Regions from separate parts of the Homo sapiens genome. Here regions 2 and 3 are each linked to region 1. Evidence: chromatin contacts called from ENCODE Hi-C data. All regions are on one chromosome and are shown on one strand. Each heading gives the region's core, a stretch centred on a gene start or an enhancer-like site at or near the end of the contact. The rest is flanking DNA. Distances are from core to core; before and after follow the strand shown.

Region 1 (3,688 bases), core at 317-2,816:
TACAGTCATCATAAACCAGAAAATTGGTAAAACCAAGAAATGTCAGGTTCCAAGATTTGGAAGGGTTTTGGGGAGGACAACTGGGGGCAAGTGATAAACTGAATTTATATTATCAAATTATCATGGAGCTAGGAGTAAATTGTAAAAATAAACTTTGCAGGTTCAAATTCAAAATTGAAGAATTTTCAAAAAGTTGAGGGTATATAAAATCAGGCAGAATCTATAGTGCTATGAGCACTAGACCAGGAATCCGAACACTTGGGCTCTTGCTATGGCTCCAACCCAAACCACCATGTGACCTTAAGCAAGTCACTTGCCTTCTTCAAGCCTATCTCCTTATCTTTAAGGGACGGGAGAACAATGATGATTACTAAGATTCTTGCCGGCCTAACCTTTTAGAAGTCAAAAGTACACAAAGATCAGGAGCTTTCAGGTCGACACAAGAGGTGGAGGGAAAGAGAGGAAAAGAGGGCCACAGAGTGAGAAAACTTGGGAGTCAAGTAACAGCGTTTGTGGGAACAGAAAAGTTTCATGATGGCCAAGTACTAGTAGAGAAGAGCCGATGTCAGGATCTCGAAAAACTACTAACTACTCAGCATATGTCAAAATGAACAGAAAGACGGGGGATGGGAGGACAGATATCAACGAATTGTCTCTGTTAATCAATCAGTAATCGATCTGTCCTGGTAAACAGACAGGAGATCCGAATGCCGCAACCTCGGAAATCACTGTGACCCCTGATGTCAAGGTGTCCGGGAGGCAAGGAACAAGGGGACTCCGTGTCTGCTTCCGTCTAGTGAGAGGATTCGGAGAATCGACGAAAAGTGAGGAAGGGGGCAGAGGAAAGGGGATCTGGGACATGGAGCAGGCTGGCGGAAGGTGGAGTCAATGCCTGACTCCCGCCCGAAGGCAGGCAGAGGGGTCGGTGTCCGGGGCCCGTTCTCACCATCTTGATGATGCCCCGCTGCACGGTGGGGACCGCGGGTCCCCCGGAGGAGCCGCCGCTCTGCGCGGAGGACGCCATGTGTGGAGATGCAAAGGCAACGAGTGGAGCGGCTGGCCGGACTGGAGGTGTCAATGTGGGTGTCGGTGTTGGTGAAAGGGAGTCGAGGCGAGGGGCAGGCTGGCTACCAGCTGCGGACGGTGGACGGGACGGACTCGCCGGGCGCTCACAGGAGCAGCAGCGGGACACGGAGCGAAAGAGACGCGATCTCCGCCGCCGCCACACGTTCTACTCGCCGCGCAAGCGTGCCAGAGCGCCACCGCCCTCCGCCCAATTAGCGCCCAGAGCCCGCCGGCCCTCAGGCCAATAGGCACCCTGCTCGCGGAGCCCCGCCTCTTGGTCCCCAAAACGGTGGTGAGTTCCAGGAAGCGCTGAAAGAGTTGATTTGCAAGGATGGGCTAAATATGGGGCGGGACTTCCGGGGCAGCCGGAGTAGGTAATGTCGGGAGGTGTAGTGGGAAGGAAAGGACACGTCAGCATCTGGCCGCGGGGCGCGGGGGGCCATGGGAGCCCCAGGGGCGGAGCCAGCCGCGCCCTCCCGCCTGACCTCGCCCATGACGTCCTTCCCCGCTGGCCTCAGGGGCGCACACTTGTATACCCACCTAGGTGGGCGCCGCTGTACCCGGGAATGCGGCCTGGGAGGGTGGAGCCACGCAGGCAGAGTCCTGGAGGAATCTCCGTACCCGCTCCACTCGACTTCCGACATTTTACCTTGGCTAAAAGTATGGAGAGAACTTGGAAAATCAGAGCTTTGTGGAACCTCCTACCGATGTGGGCTTTGACCTGCCACGCGGCCGCGCGCCCTTTTTGTAGTCAGAGAGTGTGCCTCGCCCTTGTTTGTGTCGCTGGGGTCTAGCACTTGTGAGGCGTTCCATTAATGTTTGTTGGTGGGAGGAATAAATGTCTCAGAGGAAGGACATGCCACGTATACAGGGGAGAGTGACCCTCGTTCTTCGGTCTCTTCCCAGCTGCTCCCGTGACGTTAGGGAAAAGGCTCGCTTCACGCTCTCACCCGACCCAGTGTGAAGCGCCTCCAGCCACCGGATACCTTCCCTAGCCCCAGTAAAAAGGTCGGGGAAGGAACGGGAAAGCCAAGGCCTACAAATATTTAAGTGACTGTTTAGCGAGAACTAATATTCGTTGAGTGCCCACTATGTGGAACCAAGGACCTTGCATGTGTTATGTCATTTAATCGTAAAACTTGGCTCTACACTGAAGACAGTACTTCCCTTGCAGTTCTTTTTGTTTCTTTGGTTTTGTGGCTTTTTTGAGACAAAGTCTCGCTCTGTCGCTCAGGCTGGAGTGCGGGGGCACGATCACGGCTCACTGCAGCCTTGACACTCCCAGGCTCAAGCGATCCTCCTGCCTCAGTCTCCGGTGTAGCTGGAGCTGGTACCACGGGTCCGCGCTACCACGCCCAGCTAATTTTTTTTTTGTAGAGCTGAGATTTCACTATGTTGCCCAGGCTGGTCTCCTGGGCTCAAGCTATACTCCTACCTCGGCCTCCTAAAGTGCTGGTATTACATGCATTAACCACAGTGCATGGCCCCTTGCTCTCTTAAAAGATTGTAAGTTTATTCTCCCACACTAAACATATCCCAGGGTTAAGTTTTGAGGTCACCTTCTTAGATCCCTAATTTGCCACCCTTTTCCAAAAAAAAAAAAAAAAAAAAAAAAAACCTCTGTGGAAGTTGGTTCCATCAGATTATACCCCTCTCTATCTCGTGGCTTTTTATCTACCGTACCCCTATTTCTACCGTGTCATTCATTGAAATTGTTAACACTTGGTGCACGGTCTTCAGCCAATAATCCTGAAATACTTCAATATCTACGAGCATGACTTATCCCATACCCTGACCTCTTTGCTCCTTGATCTCATCTTCAGTAAACTTGACCTCTGCACCAATTTAGGACGTTCTCCAGACAGATAAAACACCATAACTTCATAGGTACGATTGTAAACTCAAACACTTTGTCTTTGATCATAACTGCTGTCCTCTCTCCCTTCTCATTCAGTTAATTATCTTATATCTTGTATTAGTTACATAACAATTTGCCCCAAAACTTAAATACTAAAGAAAACAATAAGCATTTATCTCACAGTTTTTGTGGGTAAGGAATCTGGGGTGGGTGCCTGCCTTTTCCTCCAGGTCTTCTCTTATAAAGCTGCAGTCAAGGTGTCAAGGGGAGTTGGGAAGGGGACTGTGGTCTCATCTGAAGGTCCTCCTCTGACTGAAGGTAGATTGCTTCCCAAGCTCACTCATAGTTGCTGACAGAATTCAGTTCCTCAAGATGTTGGACTAAGAGCCTCAGTTTTTCAGTGGTTCAGTTTCCTTCTACATGGGTCTCTCCATAGGGCAACTCACAACATAACAGCTGGTTTCCATCAGAGCAAGTGAGAGACAACAGAGGACAAGCGTTAACTAGAATTTAAAGTCCCTGAACTCACTACCCTTGCTTTACCAGCTCCCCTCTGCCTTCTCCTGGATCCTTGGCTAGACTCCATGCACTGTCCATCATTTTAGCCCCTTTCCTACCAATATCTTCATCTGTAATTCCCATTGTCTTTCACTGGGCCCACCTGTCAAAACCTCAACTCTAGGCCCTCTATAGCTCTCTACTTTCTTCAAACCTACCACTTACCTGGAGAAAACACTCAATTCTGCAGGTTGGTGCCACAGTGAA
Region 2 (3,716 bases), core at 624-3,123, 5.6 Mb before region 1:
TAGGTTGGCTTTCATGCTGTTTTCAAAAATATGACATTTAGAGTAAATTCAACTGGCCCTGAGGAAAATACAAATAGCATAAAAGAAATGGGAACAGCCTGGAGAATCAAAAGTACACAGATGAGATGACACATTTCACTTTCATTAGAAACAGCCACTCCTCCTGGATTTCCATAACATTTCATGTCTCTCTCGTAGTCTTATGTCATCATTTTTACTGACATGTTTTATCCCCCAGGTAAACTATACTCTCCTCAAGGGTAACACTGTGCCTGCTTCATCTTTGCAAAACTCAGGGCATTTACTCATTAAGTCAACAAATATTATTCAATATGTAATACGTGCCAGACGCCATACTGTCAACTGGCACTAAATACCTATTGTTTAAATAAATGTTGACTATAAGGTAGAAAAAACAAACAAGTTCAAAAAAGGATCCAAATAATGTCCTGGTATTCTAATTCCACAGGAAATTCAGATGGGAAACAACAAACATTCTTATTGGAATTTTAGTATCATGAGATACATCTACACTACCTGCGTATTGTCACAGCGAGAATGTGGGCCTATAGATTCACAATACAACAGCACTTCCTCTGTATGGCCTACCAAGTATATTAAGCATTTCCACACAGAGATGTTTTTCTCTTAAGCCCAAAAGAAAATTAAAGTAATGATTTAATAGGCCATAATCTTAAAGCCTCCTAAATAAGACCCATAAGATGTGTCTTTGTCAGTGAGTGGTAAGCTGTTCTAATGGTTTGATACATGCATTCATTGAAGTGCTTAGTACCTACCAGATAATGTTGGGCCCTGGGTTTTGAAAAGATGATCAATACATTCCAGAAAACTTGCAAGAACTCAAACAAAAGTTTAGTATAGGTGGGGAAAAATAGAGTGTTTGTTTATGAAAAATAAACGAGTTGAAATTCAAATGCCAACAACGTAAAAAACGTGCCATAATAAATTTTATTTAGATTGGTTTTAGTCAGTACCTGCATCATATCCAAGATTCTTGAAAGGGTTCCCCCATCCTCAATATATTTCGCTTTTTTAAAAAAAAGCTCCTAAAAGATCCACCGCTCCCACTCCACCCCCACCCTAATCTTCTGGGAGGTGCAGAGGGGCAGTGCATGGAGGATAATTTGAAATTGGTTTGGTTCTGTTTTTTAAGGAATGGACCAGAATGCGGAGGCAGGGCAAAAAATTGAAAACCGATGTGTGCCTTCAAACCCAGTCCTCCTACCAGCTCACTGCAGATTCTTGTATTTGTGGCTGTGGCCACGCACAGGTGGTTGAAAGTATCCAGAGTGTGAAAACACAAATCTGCAACTCGTGACAGGAATCTCCGGACTCCAAGGCCTTACACCCCAAAGTCCAGGAAACAAGACGCCTTTCTCAGTGAGTGCTGCTACAGGCAAACAATAAACAAGCATTTTAGGAATCAATAAACACACCTTTACACCTGGTTTTCTCTACCAAACCCAAATAGCGTGCTTTGGGGTCCCGAGACTGTAATAGAAGGTGCTGCCCCTAAAGAAAAGACTGAGGCGGGGCTCCTCTCTCTATAGCTAACCCCAGAAAAAAAAGGTGGAGGGGGAATTGCTGGGGCCCTGGGGAGGGGTTAGAGCCCTGGGGAGGGGCTGCGGGAGGCAAGGAGGAAAGGGGAGAGCAGGGTGGGACCCAGCTAACCCTTCTCCCTTCCAAAGCGGAGGTCGAGCCGCTGCCCCCAGTCCCCAGACCCTGCCTCCTGCCTCCCTCACCTGATCACAGAGATGAGCAGCCCCGAGGGGTCTTTGCTTTTGCTGACTGTGCTTCTGTATTTCCCACCAGCTGCTTCTGCCGCCATCTTGGACGCGGGGAGAGCCGCTAGGCTCCAAGGAAGCCAAGGGTGCGTAAATTCTGTATTTGACCCCGCAGGAGTCTCCACCAATGGGTGAAGAGAATTCCAGAGGCGCGGAAGTGGAAAATCCAATCACTGAAGTGAGGAGGCGGGACTAAGGGAGCAAGTTTTGAGGCCACGACGCGCGTGTTCTCTCTAAGCACTCTGGGAGTCGTAGTTTTCCTTCTCCGTCTCCTGGGCGCGCAGGAAAGCTAAACCAGCTGCAACTTCCTAAGTCTTGTAATGAGTGTCTTCATTTATCTTTATTCTGACTTCCAGCTTTTTTCAGTTTCCTTGCTTTTAGAATTTTGTCAGGCTTTAAATCAAATTTATCTGATGATGCCAAAATGTGTTAGGGTTTGTATTTAAATGAAAGAGGGGTTCTCTGCCGGATGTCTATGTGCGAAGTTTTTGCCTTAAGTGCAAGTGATTTTTTAAAAAATCCAATAAAATACGAAAATGAATATAAGCAGAAATGCTTTTCTTTAGTATTCTGTAAAACTAATGTTTCTACATTAGGTTTATGTGGAGTTCAATTTTTCCCAATGTTCCTATATTTCCAGATAGTTCTAAAACCACACGTACAGGAATAAATGAATATTGATGAAGAAAAGACAGTATAAGCTAAAAACAAACAGACCACACTGCAGATTCCTTTTTTTTTTTTTTCAAGCTAAATGAAATACTTAGTAGTAATGCACATTTGTGTTAATACTTTTACCGGTAAGTTTTTAGTATTTCCTGCATTTGGTTCCGTTGGCTTAGTCATTAATTCATAAGACCAAATGAACAAAACAAAACAAAAAAGACCAGAATGTGCGTGGAAAGTGGTTAGACTGAGGAACAAGAATAATAATAATTTAAAAGTAAGGAAGGAGGTGGCCTGCTCAGTAGCAATAAAGATTGAAGAACTTAAAGGAATAGAAAGCAAACTAACTCAGAGGTCATGGAGTTGTGAGCAGCAAGCTCAGAACACATCAATTACTTTTATTAAATAGACATCGAGCTGGTAGAAGTTCACATTTTTAAAAATTAGTTGAAGATAACACACACACACACACACACACGATAACTTAAAAGTATTCATAACCTTTGGCCCAATAATTCCAGTTCTAGGGACTTTGTTCCTAAAGAAATATAGAGTATTGACATTTTTTAAATAACACAGAAGAATTAAATAAATTATGTAACATTCAAATGAGGAAATAACATATAGCTTCTGGAAATCATAATTTTAATGGCTTTTAAAGAAAATAAGATTTTTGGGCCAAGTGTGATGGCTCACACCTGTAATCCCAACACTTTTTGAGAGGCAGAGCCGAGCAGACCACTTGAGGCCAGGAGTTTAAGACAAGCCTGGCCAACATGGTGAAACTCCGTCTCTACTAAAAATGCAAAAGTTAGCCGGACCGTGGTGGTGTGTGCCTGTAATCCCAGCTGCTTGGGAGGCTGAGGCATGAGAATTGCTTGAACCTAGAAGGCGGAGGCTGCAGTGAGCCAAGATCGTTCCACTGCACACTGCACGCCAGCCTGGGCAACAGAGGGAAACTCTGTCTCAAAAAAAAAAAAAAAAAAAAGATTTTTATGGTATAAGTACAAAAACTGGGCTATAAAATTAAATAATTCATAGAGAAAGGGAGAGGCAGTTGGGCCTAGTGGTTAAGAATGCAGGACAGGCCGGGCGCCGGGTGGCTCATGCCTGTAATCCCAGCACTTTGGGAGGCCGAGGCGGGCGGATCACGAGGTCAGGAGATCAAGACCATCCTGGCTAACACGGTGAAACCCTGTATCTACTAAAAAAAAATACAAAAAATTAGCCGGGCGTGTTGGCGGG
Region 3 (4,128 bases), core at 1,171-3,670, 7.0 Mb before region 1:
CACAAAAGAGTATATCCTTGTAATGGGGACAAAAATAGGAAGATCAATAAGACCTAGTATTTGCTAGCACAACAGGGTGACTATAGTAAAAAAAAAAACAATTTAATTGTAAATTTTCAAATAACTAAAAGAGTACAATTGGATTGTTTGAAACATAAAGGATAAATGCTTTTGGTGACAGCTACCCTATGTACTCTGATGTGATTATGCATTGCATGCCTATGTCAAAATATCTCATGTAACCCATAAATATATACACCTACTAGGTACCCACAAAAATTAAAAATTAAAAAACAAGAATATATCCTTGAAGCTGGGAACTTTTACTTGCTAATAGATGGTACAGAATTTACTGCAATGAGATTCTGCTTGTATACTAATAATTTTTACTTTAAAACAGACTTTAAATACAGAGTTTATATCTCAGATATAATTTAATGCAACATCTGCTTTCTAAAGATGCAAAAATCGAGATGGTAGGATCGCTTGAGCCCAGGAGGCAGAGGTGGAGGTTGCAGTGAGCAGAGATTGCGCCACTGCCCTCCAGCCTGGGCAACAGAGCGAGACCCTGTCTCAAAAAAAAAATGCAAAAATTAAGAGTCACAGTTGAAATGATTTGTTTAAGATCACACAAATAGTAACAGTTTCAGGACTAAAGCCAATGTTCTTGATTTCTAACTCAGAGCTCCTTCCACTATGACACTGTTTGAATTATGCTTCTCTGAAGTCCACCACCAACTGGGGAGCATCTGCGGTGTATGAGGTGCTACTGGAATACAAAGATGGCTAAGAAAGAGCTATTCCCTGGACTCACGGGAGGCAGTTCAAAAAAAAAGAAGGCCGGGCGCGGTAGCTCACACCTGTAATCCCAGCACTTTGGGAGGCCGAGGCAGGCAGATCACCTGAGGTCAGGAATTCGAGACCAGCCTGGCCAACATGGTGAAATCCTGTCTCTACTAAAAACACAAAATTAGCTGGGCGTGGGGGCGCATGCCTGTAATCCCAGCTACTCGGGAGGCTGAGGCAGGAGAATCGATTGAATCCAGGAGGCGGAGGTTGCGGTGAGCCAATATCGCGCCATTGCACTCCAGCCTGGGCAACAGAAGCGAAACTCCGTCTGAAAACAAAACAAAAAAAAAACCAAAACAAAAGAAAGAAAGAAAGAAAAAAGACAAGGCCAGGCACGGTGGCTCACGCCTGTAATCCCAGCACTTTGGGAGGCCGAGGCAGGCAGATCACCTGAGGTCAGGAGTTCAAGACCACCCTGGCCAACATGGTGAAACCCCGTCTCTACTAAAAATACAAAAATCAGCCAGGCGTGGTGGCCTATGCTTGTAATCCCAGCTACTTGGGAGGCTGAGGCAGGAGAATCACTTGAACCCGGTAGGCGGAGGTTGCAGTGAACCGAGATCGAGCCACTGCAGTCGCTCCAGCCTGGGCGACAGAGCGAGACTCCGTTTCAAAAAAAATAAAAAATAAAAGACAAATTGACATGAGTTCTGCTTTCACTATTAAAAAACCTTTAGTACCTACAGGTGAAACTTAGCTTTTGATTTTTCCCCTTCTTGGAAAGAGTCTGCATTTAGTCAGCTAACATTCTAGTACCACTCACAAGCTAAAGATCTTCCGTAATTTGCAAGGGAGGCAGTAGGGGGATGAGAGTTATAAGTTAGCTAACAACCAACTATTCTTTAAAGCTTAACTGTGAACTTAACTGCAATTATGCATTTCATTGACCTTCTCTAGTGTAATACCAGCTCGTCCCTTAGAAAAGAGGAAAATACACTTACGTTTTTATTTCTAGTGGTTCTAAGAACTTGTGATTTGGCTCCAGATTCCTACATGAAAACACTGCATATATTCACCTCCTTCTCTTTTCACCGCATTCGAGTTTTTCTGTCTACTACACAAAATGATAGATAGGGCCAGGTCTGCCAGAACCCTAAATACAGCGGCATCGCCCTGCTTCCTTCCAGGGGATCTTACTATTGGAAGGGCTCTGCTACACAGTACCTCAGACATCCAGAAGAGAGTTTATCTTCCCTCCAACTTCTATATATTCTTGCCATAAGGACAGCACTACCAAAGCGGGCTCCTCCTCTCAGTTGACAGAACGGTGACTGCCTGCGAGGCTCATTCTGAGATAGGGACAAGGGAAAGGGACCGGGGCGATAAGTGAGGGTCCCAGCTTGAGGGCTGGAGTGGGCACCAGACTCCCACCAACGACTAAACCGGGGGAAGTAAAGAAACTGGCCTTCCCCGCACCCAAAAATAAAACATCACATCACTAAAAAATGTAAACGTTCGCAACATTTTCTAAAACAAAGCCACTCACCTGCAAAGGGGCCACCAGCAGCAGCAGCAGCAGCAGCAGCCGCTCCTCCGAGCCGCCAAAGAGCCAGCGCCTCCTAGGACTCATCACTGCCGCCGGCATCGACGCTCTTTTCTAGCCCCTGAACCAGACGTGGGCAGGTCCTAGGGCTCTGCCTATTGGAAAGTCGAACTGTCACTCATCCACGGTCCCGGCCTACTCCCGGAACAGGAGAGGTCTCTTCCGTTTACCAAATCCCAGGAGTAAGAAGTGGGGCTCTGATTGGTTTACTCTAGAGACGAGCACATACCTGAACCAGTAAGGAGTTGGCTTCGACGCCAGCGGGCAGGCTTGGGCCTAGGGAAGTAGAAAAACACACCCTAGAGCGTCGCTGGTGCAAAACCTCGGGTGCGGGGAGCATCTTAGCTGTTTGAGGTTCTAGAAAGCGTTTAACGTCTTAAAAGAAACACCTGCGGGTGAAGACAGGTGTCAGCGGACTCTTGGAAGAGAGGAGGTGATGTTTCTTTTACTTATGGGAAATTTAGGGATTGAAACCTGAAGACGAAGCCGAGGTATCCTCCCAGAAGAAGCTCCTTTCGCACAAATTACTCGTGGTTGAAAGTCTTAAGTCGTGATTAAAACAAATGCCTTTAAAGTGCCCAATTTATAGGCAGTAACGCAACCTTACTTTCTCTTACCGCTTTTATAGGGATTCCCCTAGGCAGTTTGCTGACAGTATTTTAGGTGGGGAAGAAAAGTGATTAATGGAATGCCCTAAAAGCTTATTGCACAGAGGAAGGGAGGCTAGAGTGGAATGAGAGAATGACAAATTTGGAGGCGACAATAACTGAACAAGAGAAATCTATGAAAACACCGGAAACCTGGCACGAGGCCTTAAAAGCTTCTAAGCAGGCTTGAACTACCACACGAGGTTTTGAAGCATATGTGTCAGAACTCTTGGGTGGGCGGGAAAGATAAGGAATGTTATGGGAGATTCCCTTCTTAGAAGCTATCCTAAGTAGTGTTTCGTGTCCTCCTGTGAGTTTTTCCTGTTTCATCCTCCTAACAAATGCATTAGGTTTGTGACACGCAAGCAAGTCCTCAGAATAAATTATACATACAGTTGAAAAGATAATCTTTCCACATTTGAAATTCTGTGACACACTCTTTATTGAACTCATTAAGACCTAATCGTAGCCAGTTCTGTATCTCATTTATCCATGTTAGAGCATGACAGTTCCTCCTGGGATATCAACAGAACTTTACTTCCGGGACGGCACTAATCCGAGGCTTGACAGGTCCCAGCAGGTGATAGGTCTCACCTAGTGATAGTTAGAATTTAACTTGCACAAGATTAACTAGAGTTCAGGCCAGAACAGCTGGAAGGGGCAGCTTCCAAATCTTATACATTTGCCCTCTTGCTTTTTTCTCAATATCAGTTGAGGACAAAGTAAGGAGAAAGCTTTTCTTCTACAGTGTAATAAAGCTCCTATTCAGAGTGCCCACCATCCATACTCCGGAGGCTAATGACAGTCATTACCAAGTGACAGTCTTGTGGCATTTGGCATTTAGGGCTACTTAGTCTGGACTTAAGGGCGCCTACTCATTGGATTTAAGTTTACTGTTGTTATGGACACCCATGGAATGCTAGCTTGTCACATAAAACCTTAATATCAAACATCACTTGCCTTTTAGAATCATTCGCAAGAGTATGTGGCTTATGAATGAGTCATTTTGATATAAGATGGAAGCTTATATCAGTGATTCTGTCTAGAAGGAATTAAAAAGCAGATTTTCATCAGGAGCAAGCATGTTTG

Evidence for each region. Hi-C counts contacts between places; a loop is a spot of excess contacts on that map. Pooled maps may share reads with other maps.
Region 2: a loop to region 1 is called in a map of B cell, with 13 times the contacts of the local background. The contact joins the promoter of EXOC4 here to the promoter of SND1-DT in region 1. A Hi-C loop is called at or near these places in 2 of 168 maps with a recorded cell type or tissue (B cell and CD4-positive, alpha-beta T cell) and 3 of 50 pooled maps.
Region 3: a loop to region 1 is called in a pooled map, with 19 times the contacts of the local background. The contact joins the promoter of BPGM here to the promoter of SND1-DT in region 1. A Hi-C loop is called at or near these places in 6 of 50 pooled maps.

What each region holds. Positions count from the first base shown.
Region 1 is chr7:127,649,710-127,653,397 of GRCh38, reverse strand. It overlaps SND1-DT (SND1 divergent transcript), which reads left to right and starts at 1,566. Exons shown (of 2, transcript NR_186577.1): 1 at 1,566-1,725. It overlaps SND1 (staphylococcal nuclease and tudor domain containing 1), which reads right to left and starts at 1,204. Exons shown (of 24, transcript NM_014390.4): 1 at 947-1,204. The coding sequence starts at 1,024. RefSeq lists enhancers at 986-1,165, 990-1,608 and a silencer at 1,406-1,655.
Region 2 is chr7:133,251,235-133,254,950 of GRCh38, reverse strand. It overlaps EXOC4 (exocyst complex component 4), which reads right to left and starts at 1,873. Exons shown (of 18, transcript NM_021807.4): 1 at 1,764-1,873. The coding sequence starts at 1,849. RefSeq lists enhancers at 1,787-1,846, 2,057-2,106.
Region 3 is chr7:134,645,145-134,649,272 of GRCh38, reverse strand. BPGM (bisphosphoglycerate mutase) reads right to left here and starts at 2,420. Exons shown (of 3, transcript NM_001724.5): 1 at 2,336-2,420. All of the region lies in intron 1 of LOC124901750 (a long non-coding RNA gene), which reads left to right. RefSeq lists enhancers at 2,084-2,193, 2,294-2,443.